Regions from separate parts of the Mus musculus genome. Here region 2 is linked to region 1. The links are chromatin loops, found by intact Hi-C in ENCODE. Cell type or tissue: left cerebral cortex. All regions are shown on one strand.

Region 1 (8,000 bases):
AGTTTTCCCAAGGCAGTTGTATATTTCTTTTGTCATTGAGGTAAGACATTTGATTTCCCTTCTTGGTCTCCATCCAGATTCATTTCAGCAGATGGACTTATTTTAGCTACTACAAACACAAGGTTCTACTGGGTTTTCTTTGTCTACTGGAGGAACTGTGGGTTGGGTCTGAGTCACACACATTTTATGGTGTCTGCTCTGGCATGAGCTTCATATACATTGGCATCGACTCAGAGTGAATTTGACTTTCTTTCTCTTTCCCGATTCCAGAATTTCATATGGCCCTGTGGTGATTCCAAAAACAGTCTGAGGCTCATTTTGATTGGCTCCAGCCACTACAGCCGAGCCAGGTTCACTCTGAGAGCTCCCTGTCCCATCATGAATGGCCACAGAAGCTTCTGCTCTTGGCTCTGCAATCTAATAGCACCTCTTGCATGGATGATGCCAAAGCAATGCTTTGAAATATGCGCCCATACTGTGTGGCTTTTCTTGCTGCAGTTTCTGTTCTCTTTTTATTGTAGGATCTGGAGACTCACCACTAGAAGACGATGGAGTCTGGTATTCACACTCTCTATATAAAGGTGAATTCTTTGCTTCTGTGCTGACAAGGACCCGCTGATGCCAGGAGATATTTCTTTAAAGCTTCGCAGAGCAGACTGTAATAAAGTGACCAGACAACACATTGGCTTTCTAATTGCCTGTCTAGGAAAATAAATATTTAAAAATAAATGTGTGTGGGCACTCATCCTTCCAATAGGAAAACCAAGGGAAGGAAAAAAAGAAAAAGAAATCTCAGGAGTGCTGCCTTTCAGTGCCCCGTGGTCATTTTATTCTTCTAAATGTCTTTACTGTCCTCACTTCTGCCGAGGCAAGCTGTAGCTGATGATAGTGAAAATCAAGCCTTACTCATACATTACAGCCGGAAGTGTGCAGAGCAAACCGCCCAAGGTGGGTGCTGCGCCCAGTGCTGCTAATGTACTGACTGCACGGAGAAGAGGAAACCTTGATTTTCATGAGCTTTTCTCATGCTCTTTCTGAGCCCAGCCTGGCTCCTAAGATGAGAAGGAAAATGTGCTGTTGCTGAAATGAATTTTAACTTAGCTATAGGAAATCCACCCCTCCACTGTGCCCAGGCTCCACTCCCAGCAGGTATCTAAAGCCTAAGGAAGAGGCTTTCCCTACTGGCTCAGGTAAGTCTATTCACAACTCCTGCTGCTGCTTCCCTGGAGCCAGGGAGCTCAGAGCAGAAAGGAAGGTAAATGTAAAATGCTCTTTGTCTACAACAGCTGCCTCTCACTGCAGCGGGAAACCCTCAAGGAAACAGTCTGGTAAAGTTTCAATTTGACATTTGGCCCAAGAAATGCATTCATACTCTGGCAGGAAAATACTAACCTACACTCTTGTGACACTTCTGAGCTACTCGAGAATTGAAAAAGTTCTGGTCAGCCTTTGCCTAAAGACTGTCCTTCAGGTCTTTTCCCAAGAAGTGGGGGAGTGGGGGGAGGAGTTTTTCTAAACAATGACTGGTTCCTGTGTCTAGGTGTGTTTCCATATTTGCTTTGATTTCTGAATGTAATAGTGCCTACCTTCATTGTTGTGGCATTAAGCAATCCAACCAATCACAAATTTCTAGTCAGATGTTTGGGGTAAGGAGATGCTCTGATTCATAAAACTTCCTGAAAGTTTTTTTTTTAAGTTCTTTGTGAGTCCCCAGTTTAAAAAGAGTCCTAACACACATGCACAGTAAAGAGACTCCTAGACAGTAGTGGTGGCCTCATGTGTCCTTAGTTCATTGTGCTTGGTGTCCCCTTCTCATCTCATAGCCTTGCAAGATAGAAAGTAAATAATATATCCAAAAATATGCCTAGCCCAGGACCTGACCTGAATGTCTAAGAATACATTTTTTTCATGATAAATTATTTCTCTTGTCAGTTAGATGGCTTGCCTGTAGGAATCATCACACTACACATTTTATATGTATATACACACATATCAAAACACACTATATGCCTTAAATTTTTACAATAGAGAGTTAAAGTTTTTTTTTCTTCTTGTTATTGTGGTTATGATAAAGAGCAAACCTAGGGCCTATTATTGCAAGACAATTGTTCTGTTCAAGAACTACACTTCAGCTTTTAAGTGTCATTCATTTTAAAATTTAGAGCTCAACCATGATTAACTGCAACTTTAGCTATGGAATATTAAGCTCCTCCCAGAGTGTGGCACAGAGTATATATTCAATAACTGATTTGAATTGAGTCAAATTTAAAAGAAGAAAGAAAGATTAAATAGCATACATTAGGTTCCCAGTATGTGACATCTTATTTACTTATTTGATTGTATTTATTTACTTTTTTGAGGGATTGGGGCAGAATAAATGTTGATGGTTTTACTTGGGATACTATAGTATATTCACACTGCTTGAGGGAAGGGGAAGGCGCATAGAGATGTGTCAGAATTGCCCGGTATTTACAGAAGGCCCCAAGGGTTAGAGAGAGTAGGAGTGAGTCCTGTGGCCCTCCCTCATGCTGCACTTGAGTCTGGACAGGTGTTTTGGCTCACATCCATGAAGCACTAGTAGTTCCTCATTAGCCTGCTGCTCCATGCTGCCAGCTCCACCAACTCCATTTAATTAGAGTGCTTATCACATTGGCCCTGGGGGATGCAAAGGCTTTCCTGATTAATCAGTTTGGATGTCTACTTTGACTTACCCATGGTGCTTGTCTGCACTTTATATGCAAAGCATGCACACTGACATTCCCATCATCTTTACTAAAGAACTGATAAACTGTTCAAATTCCTTCTAAAGAGTTCTTTTGGAAGATAACAAAAACTAAAATGCCTTTTGCAAATAAATAAATGCAAGATGTTTTTCCCTCCCCATGGCGACAACAGCACAGCTTTTAGATATGTAGTCGCCACTGACAGAAGAATTTGAAGAGTCCAAATAAGGGAGAAAAATCTGCTAATTGCATGCTGCATTCAAATATGTGAATTTGTTATATATGAAAACACACATAGATCTTTTTCATATAGATCACAAATATACATAGTACATGTAGACAGCCTGCATAAAATGTTCCAGAAAGGAAGTGTTGCAGGAAGGCCTGTAGGCCTGCTGTGCGCTCTGCACATCTGAATCTACATGGTGCAAGTGAATACATAGTCTCTAGGGTGAGTCCTTATCATCTCTACCCAGGACATGTAGGGAATGTTACTTGAGTCTTCAATTTCCAATCTACTGACAACTTTCTGAAAAGCATTATATGATATAGGTACTAGCCAAAGAGAACCATGAAGCAACAGTGTAAAAAAAGTGTTCAAATGCCAAAACCTGGGCAGCATCCTTTAGCAGGGTTGCTGAGCGTGGGGAGAACATCCTTAGGAGAACGTTCCTGGGGAATGTGGAGGGAGGCCTGTGTTCCTTTGTGGCCACATGATGGCGAACTTACTCCACATACTGGTTATACTGGTAGCACAGGTGCTGTTGAGGGATAACGAGCTGGGCAGCTATAGGAATGTAGCTCTGGTTCAATGTGTTAACTCTACACCCACCCCCGACTTCAGGGAACTTGTCCCTGACCCCCAGATAGCGTAGAGATACATGGACTGGCTGCTTCAGGAACTCCTCCACTAAGAAGACAGTTTTGCACTTCTTTTGAAGGTTTCTTTGCATGGTACATTTCAAAGATAGGGGAGAAGTTCAGCTTTATTAATGACATCCTAGGTATGCTTTGGGCAGTTGTCCTAGTTTGCTTCTCTGTTGCTATGCTAAAATACTGAGCAAAGCAACTAGGGGAGGAAAGGGCTCTTTTGGAAAGCTTACAGGTTATAGTCCACCAAAGCAGGAACTCAAGCAGAGATGCTGCAGGAATGCTAACACACTTGTTCTCTGTAGCTCTCAGCTTGCTTTCTTATGCATAACATCCAGGATCACCTGCTCACAGTTGGCACCACCTTCACCCATTATTTGGGCATTCAAGAAAATGCCCTATAGACATGCCCATAAGCCAATCTGATGGAGACAATTCCTCAATTAGTTTCACCTTTCTGGGTGGCTCCAGGTTGTGTCAAGTTCACAAAAACTAGACAACACAGCCACAGCAACTAGAACACCAAAATCAAGTTTTCCATCTGAGGGGATGTCACCCCAAATGGTGTATAACTATTGACATCTGAAAAGGGGGATTGTTTCCTTACTTGGAGCAATTGTTCCATGAGTGTAAGCCAAAATGACACTCTATTGTGAACACTGGTATAGCTTAGTTGAAATTAGCAAACATGAGTACTGTGGTTTGCTTTACAGAGAAATATGCATATAGCTGGGAGGAAATCACAGTTAATTGACTCTGTTATGTATAGATGGCTAGGGTGAAAATTTACTATGGCATCAATTAGTTTCAATAGATCAGGATATCATATTAAGGGAAATACTAGAAAAACAAAAGCTTATTGAACATTCATTTTGTTCTCAGCATCGTGCTAGGTGATAAATATACATACAGTCTTTATCTCTTATAACATTAGCCAGTTATTGGTGTATCAACTCAGAGAGTTGATGTCGCTTGCCCACATCAAACAACTATTTAAAGTAATTTAGATTCATATTTAATTATGTCTAGTGCTCAGTCTCACAGCCATAACTTTCTTATCTAGAGGTTCCTAATACACAGGCCAGCATTGGAGGTTCAGAACCTGGAATGTAGCCAATCTGGTAGCACAGAGTGAAGGGCTGCATTATCTAAACCTGTCACTTGTTATTTCTCCCTTTGTTTCTGCCTGTAGACACTCCGTGGTGCTCTCCCATCAAGGTGAAGTATGGGGATGTGTACTGCAGGGCACCTCCTGGGGGATACTACAAAACAGCCTTGGGAACCAGATGTGACATTCGCTGCCGAAAGGGCTATGAGCTTCATGGCTCTTCCCAGCTCATCTGCCAGTCAAACAAGCGCTGGTCAGATAAGGTCATCTGCAAACGTGAGTAGACTAGACCTGTGCTGAGTCTTCAGGGACAAAACTGTCTTGCTCTGAGATGAAGCTTTGATTTAAAGCTAGTCGATTTTTATAATATAACAGAGTGAATGTGTGCTCCTTTTCCAAAGAAGGGTATGCTATACTGTTTGGGGGAAAGAATAGATAGATTTTTTTTTTTTAGCACACCAGTGATATTTGTTCAGTAAATACAAAGTTCCAAAGAGTTGCTGGTGATTTAGTAGTAAATAAACTTCCAGAGCGTGTAACTAGGTAGAGGTGAAAGACATGACATGGGTACAGGAAGGGCTCTAAACTAGGAGCTCCTGGGTAGGAGATTAATGGAAAAGAAAATCATGAAAAACAAATATCCTGAAGGGTAGGATTTAGGGGTACAAGGGGGAGTCACTGAAGAAGTGATTCTAAGTCTGTGTAATGGAGTAGGCCTGGGATGAAGTTGATGTTGCATTTCAGGGGCAATGTCTCAAAGCTCATCTGTGAAGTTCCTTGCTTGCTGGCTGCCTCCAGAGGCAGGCAGACTAATGACATGTTCTGCTTCATGACAAGTTCTCCTGTATTTAGGCTGTAGATGGGTAGAGCATTGGTGAAACCCATTTTGGATGCCTTTATTACCCAAAGTCGCTATGCCTTATTGATGACCCAATGTTTTCTAAGTCTTCAACATACGTTCAACATGTTTTGCACAGTACATTATTGATAGGATTGGGCCAAGTGCTGCTCAGGACTATAGTCATGTGGTCCAGAATATGTAGATGTTATAACTGAGTTTATGTAGTACCCACTTAACAATGTTTCACCACATTTCCCTGTGATCTATGTGAGGGCCTTGTTGGATTTCTTCTTTTCATTTTCCCCAAGAACTGGGATGTGAGCCCAGGGCCTGGCAAATGCTGAAAAAAATCTATTGTATTCCTAGCTTTAAGAAGAAAAACAAAACAAAAGTTTTATGTTAAGACAGGGTCTCACCAAGTCAAAAGGCTTACAGCAACTCAATTTGTAGCCCATGCTGGTTTTGAACATGCCATCTTCCTGCCTCAGTCTCCTAAGTAGCTGGGATTGCAGGCTGGTGTCACCAGATATGGTCACACTTGCCCTCTTCAACTTTCTTCAGAGAAAAGAGAAAACCTCTTTCAGAAAATGTTCCTGCTGCTGCCTCTCTACCTACTTCTTGTTTACTTGTTTGTTTGTTTGTTTATTGTAGTCTAGGAAATTCTGTGTCAGTCTTAGAATTATAAGTGTGAGCCATCTGCTCAACTTTTTTTTTTTTTCCCATAGAAGAGAAAAGCTCTCCAAGGAATGACTGGTAAAAGGTGGTTCCCGGTGTGGAGTGTGAATGAGAACTGCCATCTTCCCTGCAGGGTGCTCTTGACAGAGCAAGCTGAAGCTGACTCTGCTCTCCATGACCCCTTGCTGGCGCTCTGATCACCATTCTCCCCTTTCTCCCTTTAGTCATTGGTCTCCCCCTGGCAACACTTTCTTCCTTCTCTTCTCTCAGGGTTCGCTTCTGGGGAATTCAGTCTAGGACAGTGTTGTGGCTGGAATGCCAAAGCAACCTATTGTGATAGGAAGCATCGTGTGTTCTGTGTGGCATATAGGCAGATGCCACATGTTATTATTGATTAATGCCACATGCTGTATTTTTAATGCCACAAATTTTATTGTAGCAAACTGTTCACTGCATATTTTCCAAGTGTCTGGCTTTTGAATTGTTGGACAAAAAAAAACTATACTGCATGTCTGATTCTATCCTTTACAGAGAAGCGATGTCCTACCCTTACCATGCCGGCAAATGGAGGGTTTAAGTGTGTCGATGGTGCCTACTTTAACTCTCGGTGTGAGTACTATTGTTCACCAGGATATACATTGAAAGGGGAGCGAACAGTCACATGTATGGACAACAAGGCCTGGAGTGGCCGACCAGCCTCCTGTGTAGGTAAGAAAATATCACAGGCTTCAGGGGGCCCATCTTTGGAGAGAAGCAATGGGTCTTTGTTATTATAACACACATTAAAGGAAATAACAGTGTCCCACGTTTGCAACCTAAATAGACAGCATTCAGTCAGTAGCCCCACAGGTCCGAAATCCAACAGCCCTCGACCTCAGTCTCTAACTAGCAGACTTTGATGTGACCAGCTTCCAGCTGACTGTTGTCAGTTTCTAGACCTGCTGCTGCTACTCCTGGGAACTTACTAGAACTGTGAATTCTCATATCCTCCTCTGCTTCCCGAATTTAAAATCCTGGATGTGGGGCCAACACTTTGCATTTCCATAGGCCCTCTAGGAATTTTAAGATCTTCAAGTAGAGGGCCACCAACCTCAGATATTGCTTTTCAAATTTTCTCAAATTCTCTGGGGACCTTGAGAAAACTACAGACTTGAAGTCAGCAGGTCTTGGGATTGATCCTGTAAGAGACAACAGACATTTGGGGCCAGAAAATTTGTTGTGGACCTTTCCCCTTTGCAATGTTTAACAGTGTTCTTGGATTTTACCCACTGAGCGTTTAGTGACACTATCCTCTCATCCTGGCTCCAGTATACTTGTAGCTATCAGAAATGTCTTTAGACATTTTTCAGTGGCCCTGGGGAGGAAAATTAGCCCATCTGTTGATGATCACTTGCCTAGGGATAATGAGTGCATCTTCACCATAGCTACATGTACTTGCTACCTGGGTACCTTTCAGTAGCCTACCTTAGAGATGCTGATTCAAGGAGCCTGAAAAAGAGGCATTTGGAGGAGGCCAACAGACTTCTAAAAGCATCTCAGATGATTTTCCTGCTGGAGATCCAGGATCGCTGTCTGGAAGCAGCATTAGCAAAATTGCAAATTTCCTGCCTGATCTGAGACTGGCAAGCTTAGAAACTCCAGAGTTGAGCCCAATCTACTTCTAGAAAAGCCAGTGGAGGTAATTCTCGAGTAAGCTGAAAATGGAAAGCCTGCTTCAGGAGTAAAAATGTAGGAAGGAGTTTAGTATCTTTATACTCAAACCCATTGTCCTCAGAGCAGAAGC
Region 2 (8,000 bases), 930 kb after region 1:
GAGGAGAGGGGAGGGAGAGGGATATGGGGAAAGGGAGGGGGGAAAGAAGGGGATGGAGAGAAGAGGGGGAGGGAGGTGGGAAAGGAGAGATGAGGGAAAGAGGAGGGAATGGAAAAGGGAGAGGGGAAGGAGTAGGGAGGGAGAGAGGAAATTGGAAGGAGAGGGGAGATTGGAGGAAGAGGGGAGGGTCAGGGGAGAGGGGAAGAAGGAGAGAAGAGGGAGAGGGAGAGAGGAAGGAGGGGAGGAGAAAAGGGGGAGAGGAGAGAATAGAGAGTGGTGGGAGAGGGGAGAGAGAAGGAAGAGTGGAGATAGCGAGAAAAAAACCCAAGCTGGTAGAAAAGCAGACATCCACAGGAGAAAGCTATCCTGTCACAGGCAGACAGAGATGGGGTCCCAGGGTTCCTGGATGTGTGAATTAAATCCACACAGGAAAAGCCTGTGGACTCTCTAAGCATCAATGATATGTTTTGCGATGCAGAGTAATGTGCTGGTAGCAGGAATAAGGAGCTAACCTGTGGAATCATGGCATGAGATAGGCCTAGTATAAAAAGACTTCTATTATGAGGGAAAGGAGGGGAGTGGGGCCAATAAGGGGTAGAAGCAAAGAAAAGTGGAAGCGAAGGACAGGGAGGTCCACTGGGAACAAGTGGGAACAGAGAAAGAAAAAGAGTAAAAGATGAGAGGGAGAGGGAGGGAGGGAGACAGACAGAGACAGAAAGACAGAGGGGGAAAAGGGAGGGAGAGAGCGTGCTAGAGAGTCAGTCTTTATAGCACCTAGTGGCAGGTTCTGGTGTAAGCTGTTGCTAGGTAGCTGTTGCAGAGTTCCTGGGAGGAGCCTAGTAGAATTGTCTGTAAACTAAGAATTTGCCTAGTAGGAAACCTCCTGCTGTTTTGGTAAATGGTTTGCTGTCAAGCTGCCCTCTAATTAGCTGTTTTTACATAGATAGGTTTGTGATATCTCAACTTTGGTCAGAGAAGCTTCTCTTGTACTGCAGGTTAATGCAGATTTATAACTGGTCCAAGTAAGTACAGTAACGGTGAGTGCTCTTACCTGTGGCCTAATCATCAATACTCCCCTTGCTCATCAGAGAACACTGAGAAAAAGGAGGCACCTAGTGTGAAAGCTGTATATGTCCCTGGGTATCTGCACCAGATCAAGTAAGTTTAAATCCTTGCATGTAGAGAGGAGAGAGCCTCAAAAGGGCTCTCCACCCTCGGAAGGGCAGCTATTGGCAGTCACTGGTTGCTGAGAGAGGAGGAGTCAGCAAGTGGCTCTGCATGTGTAACCTACCAACAAGAGAAGCCCCCATAGACAGGTAGATATAAGAAGTACCCAAGGAGCTGAAGGGGTCTGCAGCCCTATAGGAGGAACAGCAACATGAACTAACCAGTACCTCCTGAGCTCGTGTCTCTAGCTGCATATGTAGCAGAAGATGGCCTAATCGGCCATCATTGGAAGGAGAGGCCCTTGGTCTTGCAAAGATTATATGCCCCAGTACAGGGGAACGCCAGGGCCAGGAAGCGGGAGTGGGTGGGTAGGGGAGCAGGGCGTGGGGGAGGGTATAGGGGACTTTCGGGATAGCATTTGAAATGTAAATGAAGAAAATAGCTAATAAAAATAGTTTGTTTGTTTGTTTTTTAAAAAGAAGTAGTGAACTGCAGCTGGACATGGCATGACCTTGCAGTCAACGTGGTAGTTCTGTAGCACTTGAGCCAGGTAGAAAGACCACAGGTAGTGGTATAAACACTAATGGATAGGCAGCCCTGGCTCTGAAGAAACGGGGTGGGCAGCGTCAGCGTGGGGGACAATGAGGCCCTCATGGAAAACCCATGGTGGGCAACAGAGCGACCCACTAGCTTGAGCTCCTGGCTGAACTTGAAGCAGAAGCAACCAACAATGTTGGAGGGATCAATGTCACAAAGAAATATGATTTTTTTTTCTGGAATGTTTTCCTAGAGCCAAACAATGTTTACTAATTAAACTTAGTAACCATGTTTCTCTAGCCAATGCTAATAAGGATTAGTTCTTAGCCTGGTTTCTTTCCTTTTCTTTTTTCTTTTCTTTTCTTTTCTTTTCTTTTCTTTTCTTTTCTTTTCTTTTCTTTTCCTTTCCTTTCCTTTCCTTTCCTTTCCTTTCCTTTCCTTTCCTTTCCTTTCTTTTCTTTTCTTTTCTCTTCTTTTCTTTCTTTTCTTTCCTTTCCTTTCCTTTCCTTTCCTTTCCTTTCCTTTCCTTTTCTTTCCTATCATAGACGTTCTTGTTGAGTACAAGCCAATTGTTTTGTAGACTGTCTCTTGCATGGTTGTATTATATTTTACTGTGATTAGATTTGAATTATGTACTCTTCTGACATAATTATGATATAAATGCTTTTGTGTCTGTCTCAAACATCACATTAGGTGGCACACCATGCTGGTTTGTCTAGAAGTTGCAATGATAGTTTTAACATTTGTTTAAGTAGAGTCTTCCAGGTGTTTTTGTAGGATAATTTTAGCAGAACATGAAAAGCAAAGAAGTCTACATGGAAGGCGATTGCTCCAACTACTGTAGACCTGATCTATTTACCTAGACCTTGGGCATAAACTGTGGTTTAAGTTCTTATAGAATGCAATGTAGTTTAAACCTCAGCTTTTGAAGTTCCTTTAGGCCTCTGTTTCTCTCCAGATATTATAGTATGCAATATTTATATGATATAAATATTTGAAGGATCCCAATTGTCTTTTTTAGTAAGTAATTATTATGTAGCTATTCTTTTCCCTACAAGGACTCACAGAATATTACCTCAAAATCTAAATCACATGAGTCAGATGCCATCAGAACCAGAGAGAATTATTGATAAGTTTCAAGGACAGTTGTTTACCAAATTCAAATGTGTTTGCTCATATGACAGGCAATAATAGTGACTGCCAGGAATTTATTTCCAAAGGCTTTGTCTACGGTTCCACTGTCTTGCCCTTTCTTATGCTGAGGTAACTAAGTAGATGAGGTCTAAACTTGAAAGACAAAGTTGTACTGGGCAGGCAGACTTGTAATGCCACCTCATAGGAAGGTTGAGGTGGAAGGATCACAAGTTCCAGTCCTGCCTGAACTACAGAAGGAGTTCAAAGCCAGTCTGAGCAACTCAGTGAAACATTTTCTTAAAACAAAAAGAGGTATAGGGATATAGTTCAGTATTAGATTCCTTGGCGCCAGTCTTGAGTTTAATCTCCAGTACTACAACTAAGTGAAACACAGGGCTATAGCTATCTGCCTCAGGGGAGTCAGCCTACTCCAGTGAAGTTCTTACTTGCTCTGTGTGTGCCCCTACCCGCTGATCTTTCTCCAACCAATCAAGAATACAGGTTTGTTTGTTTGTTTGAAGTTTCTTTGGGTTGGTGGGAATATTCATTTTATACTAGAATAGAAAAAGAAAGGTCAAGTCACAAAACACATACAAAGCCTTAGGAATAGGAACTTAGGAAAAGGAACAAATAGGAAATTCCAACCGCCTTGGGAGCTGGTCCAAACCTAGGAATAATAGGGTGAAATTATAGGAAGCAGTCTGTTTACAAACATTTCCAGATCTGCTTTTCAAACTTCAAAGGGATTTAGTGAGGAATTCCTGTTGGGTATAGAGTGCCTCACACAGTTTAGAGTGTCATGATTGGAAAGGGCTTTTATTAGTGAAGAACTCGCTAGCTGCCTTAGGTTCTCAATTAGAAATTAGAGTGTCCTTAGAGAATTCAGTCTTCTGGTTGAGTCAATAGAAGTTAGCTTCAAAGCAAGTGACAATAACATACTTGAACTGGCGATGATCAAGCTCATGTGTGTGGAATCGGAGCTCACAGATGAAATAAATCCTTGGGCCTCATAGGGCTTTGAGCTAGAAAGGGATTCTTTATCAAAAACTTGCCTAGACTGAGTCATTTCTATTACTTTCTGTCATTTCACCCTACACATTGACTTCCTGTCTGTTTTCTCTCTGACTCAGCCGCTCTTCTCATTTCCTGAGAAAAATGAGTCTGCTAGACCTGGGGGTGATGTGTGAGTGTGAGTTATCCTAAAAATAGATCCCAAGAAAAGGATTTGGATATAAGTAGCTTATTTGTTGTTGTTTTTTTCAATTTTCTGTTGATTCACTTTACAACGTACTCACTGCCCCACCCCATTACCCCTGCCTACAATCCTCCTCTCCCTCCCCCCTCCCCTTTTCCTCTGAGAGGGTGCCACCCCCACCCTGGCACACAAGGGCAGACAAGGCAGCCTAAAGTGCTTATTTGATTGAGTGTTTATGTGTGTGTGGGGGGGGGGGCAGGTCCTAACCAATTACCATAGAATAAGTGGCTTACATAACAAATTCATTCCTCACATTTCTGAAAGGTGGAAGTCAGAGATCAGGGTGCCATTGTGCTTGGTTTTCAGACAGAATGTTTCCTGGTTTGGTGATGAAAGTACACTTGCTTTATCTTTGTATAACAGAAAATAAAGTGAAAGGCATTAAGCTCTTTCCTGTCTCACAGAGACACTCATGACCTAATCAGTACCCAAAGCTCCGTCTCCAAATGTCATCATACTGACATTTCTTGGCTTAACACCTAAGTTGCTCTAGCATTCTTCCATAGCCAGAAAATGTTATAAGTCAGAGGTAGACCCTTCAAGTAAGAGATCTATGGTAATATAGGTACAAGTCATTGTCTGCTGAAGTTTCAGTTTATATCCTGAGTAATCAAAGTTTCTCTGGATGGAGCGTTGACCATTAGACCTGACATTATAATTGGTGCTATAAGTAGATATATAGGGAAAGTGGGGTGTCCAGGAGGGAAGCAAAAGTCATCAACTCCAACACTGCAACAAGAGCTGTGTACAAAGCACTTTCCAAAGACAGGCATTGGCGCAAAACTGGTACCTTAAAATCTGACTGTCAGTGAGGAAAATTCTTAACAGGATGATTAATTTAAATGTTGTTTAGTAAGGTGAAAAGAATTCTAGATGCTTCTTTACTCACAAAGCATGCCTCAAGGATACATACTCTCATAATGGCTTTCTTATGTTCTGGATCTTTGCCTGGATCTGTTAAGTCTTACCATTGCCTCTTACATCAACCCTCTCCCAAGTCACTCCAGCTGCTGTCCCTTCAACCTCAGTCCCCTTTACCAGTTTGAAAATAGAGTAGCCTACAACCCCCAACAGTAGTTAGTGTGACCTCTGAGAGGGCAGAATAAGAACCAATAGTGAGATAGATTTCCTGATAGGCACACAGATGAGGAGAGAGAGCATAAGTAGATAACAAAGATGATGAACTGCCAAGATCACGGGCATTGCATTCACCCTCCTCACCAGAGACAAAAGCCTGGAAACTTAATATGAAACCTTTGACAGGCTTTTCCCCCCACCAGTAGGGACCGCCAGCTATGGACCTTTCTCACAAGTTCAAGGCCAGAACAGTATGTGTAATCCCAAACTCATGGACCTATCTGTCTTGTTCAAACTGTCTTTGTTCAAACTAACAATGCCTGAATTGGAAGAGAAAGACACCCTTAAAGATATGTAAATCCACAACCCTGAAGGAGAGACCAACCAGGTTTTCAGTTCTTGAGACCCTTCTCTACTTTGTGGAGGGTATTTCTCTCTGTGTGCCTACTTTGTATCTATGTTTCCTCACCCTTAATAAGAGTCTTTCTTCACCTGCTGAAAAAAACTGAGTAAAGTATACACGACCCCCAAATCTGTCATTCTGCTGAGCCTCTTATGGTAATGAATTTGATTATTTTGTTTAAAAATGAAATAACTACCCAGGGATCCATCCCATAATCAGCCTCCAAATGCTGACACCATTGCATACTCTAGCAAGATTTTGCTGAAAGGACCCTGATATAGCTGTCTCTTGTGAGGCTATGCTTGGGCCTAGCAAACACAGAAGTGGATGCTCACAGTCAGCTATTGGATGGATCACAGGGCCCCCACTGGAGGAGCTAGAGAAAGTACCCAAAGAGCTAAAGGGATCTGCAACCCTATAGCTGGAACAACAATATGAACTAACCAGTATTCCCCAGAGCTCGTGTCTCTAGCTGCATATGTGGCAGAAGATGGCCTAGTTGGCCATCATTGGGAAGAGAGGCCCATTGGTCTTGCAAACTTTATATGCCCCAGTACAGGGGAATGCCAGGGCCAAGAAGTGGGAGTGGGTGGGTAGGAGAGCAGGGTGGGGGAAGGGTATAGGGAACTTTTGGGATAGCATTGGAAATGTAAATGAAGAAAATACCTAATTAAAAAAACAAAACAAAAAAGAAAATAAAAACAAAAAAAAAATGAAATAACTACAAACTAATAGTAGGAGCGCTCTAGGTAGCCTTTGGGGGAAAAAGGGATTTGAGAAAAAAGCAATCACTAAAGGACTTGTTGCATTATGTGTAATAATTTTTCATAATCATACTATGATTAAAGGGATAAATAAATGATTCCTTTCTATTTCCCCTGTGCCACAAACTAAATAAGACACAAAGCAGAAGAATAAAACCTATATGAATACAATCTCAGTTTTACCACTCTAACAATGAACTGTAGAATCAAAGTGGACCCAATTATCCTGTGTGCTTTAAAACTTCCCTCCCTAGGCATACACCCAATGATACCACCCCTGACTTCCCAGGGGAATGTCATTCTCTGTTAAGCTGCGCACGAGAGCACACACATGTGTGTGTGTGTGTGTGTCTGTCTGTGTGTGTGTGTGTGTGTGTGTGTGCATGCGTGCGAGAGAGAGAGAGAGAGAGAGAGAGAGAGAGAGAGAGAGAGAGAGAGAGAGAGAGAGCTGTAAACTAGATCTTTGGATCTTTCAGAGGAAGATTGAGGCAGAATTGGGAAGAAATAAAACTTATTTGTGAGGCTAAAGCTTATGAAAGATGAAAACAAGAGGAAGCAAATTGGGCAGGGAATGTCTTTAAATAATGCTATCATCTGGCATCCATCCAAGGAAAGAAAAGCAGAATTCAACAGGGAGAGCTTGAACTCTCTCGTTGCAGATTGGACAAGGTTTTAGAGTGAGCAATGCCTTTTTTTTAATTAGATATTTTCTTTATATACATTTCTTTTAAAAATATTTTTATTAGGTATTTTCCTCATTTACATTTCCAATGCTATCCCAAAAGTCCCCCATACCCTCCCCACCCACTCCCACTTTTTGGCACTGGCATTCCCCTGTACTGGGGCATATAAAGTTTGCAAGCCCAATCAATGGGCCTCTCTTTCCAGTGATGGCCGACTAGGCCATCTTTTGATACATATGCAGCTAGAGTCAAGAGCTCCGGGGTACTGGTTAGTTCATAATGTTGTTCCACCTATAGGGTTTATATACATTTCAAATGCTATCCTGCAAGTTCCCTATACCCTCCCTCTGGCCTACTACCCTACCTACCCACTCCCGCTTCTTTGCCCTGGACTGCGGCATATAAAGTTTGCAATACCAAGGGCCCTCTATTCCCAGTGATGGGCGACTAGGCCATCTTCTGCTACATATGAAGCTAGAGACACAAGCTCTGGAGGTACTGGTTAGTTCATATTGTTGTTCCACCTACAGGGTTGCAGACCCCTTCAGCTCCTTGGGTACTTTCTCTAGCTCCTCCATTGGGGGCCCTGTGTTCCATCCAATAGCTGACTGTGAGCATCCACTTCTGTATTTGCCAGGCACTGGCACAGCCTCATATGAGACAGCTATATCAGGGTCCTTTCAGCAAAATCTTGCTGGCATATGCAATAGTGTCTGGGTTTGGTGGCTGATTATGGGATGGATCCCCAGGTTGGTTAGTCTCTGGATAGTCCATCCTTCCCTCTTAGCACCAAACTTTGTCTCTGTAACTCCTTTCATGGGTATTTGTTCCCTATTCTAAGGCGGAATGAAGTATCCACCCATTTGTCTTCCCTCTTTTGATTTTCTAGTGTTTTGCAAATTGTATCTTGGGTATTCTATGTTTCTGGGCTAATATTCACTTATCAGTGAGTGCATATATAATGACTTCTTTTGTGATTG

Evidence for each region. Hi-C counts contacts between places; a loop is a spot of excess contacts. Peaks named below come from ENCODE experiments on the same cell type or tissue, not always from the same donor. Only the 100,000 strongest peaks of a DNase experiment are listed, where the experiment ranks them.
Region 2: it touches region 1 in a loop (4-fold over the local background); 6 of 42 quality-filtered maps call a loop at or near these places.

Annotation. Positions count from the first base shown.
Region 1 is chrX:10,066,350-10,074,349 of GRCm38, reverse strand. Srpx (sushi-repeat-containing protein) reads left to right here. Exons shown (of 10, transcript NM_016911.5): 2 at 522-581; 3 at 4,786-4,977; 4 at 6,749-6,925. Among named protein-coding and RNA genes, the nearest start is that of Srpx, 47 kb to the left of the region's middle. In left cerebral cortex, a CTCF peak has its summit at 3,438 (motif pointing right); DNase peaks (open chromatin) are centred at 181, 886 and 3,433.
Region 2 is chrX:9,135,680-9,143,679 of GRCm38, reverse strand. No RefSeq gene overlaps it. Among named protein-coding and RNA genes, the nearest start is that of 4930402K13Rik, 35 kb to the right of the region's middle. In left cerebral cortex, no CTCF peak of the experiment used is centred here; a DNase peak (open chromatin) is centred at 3,946.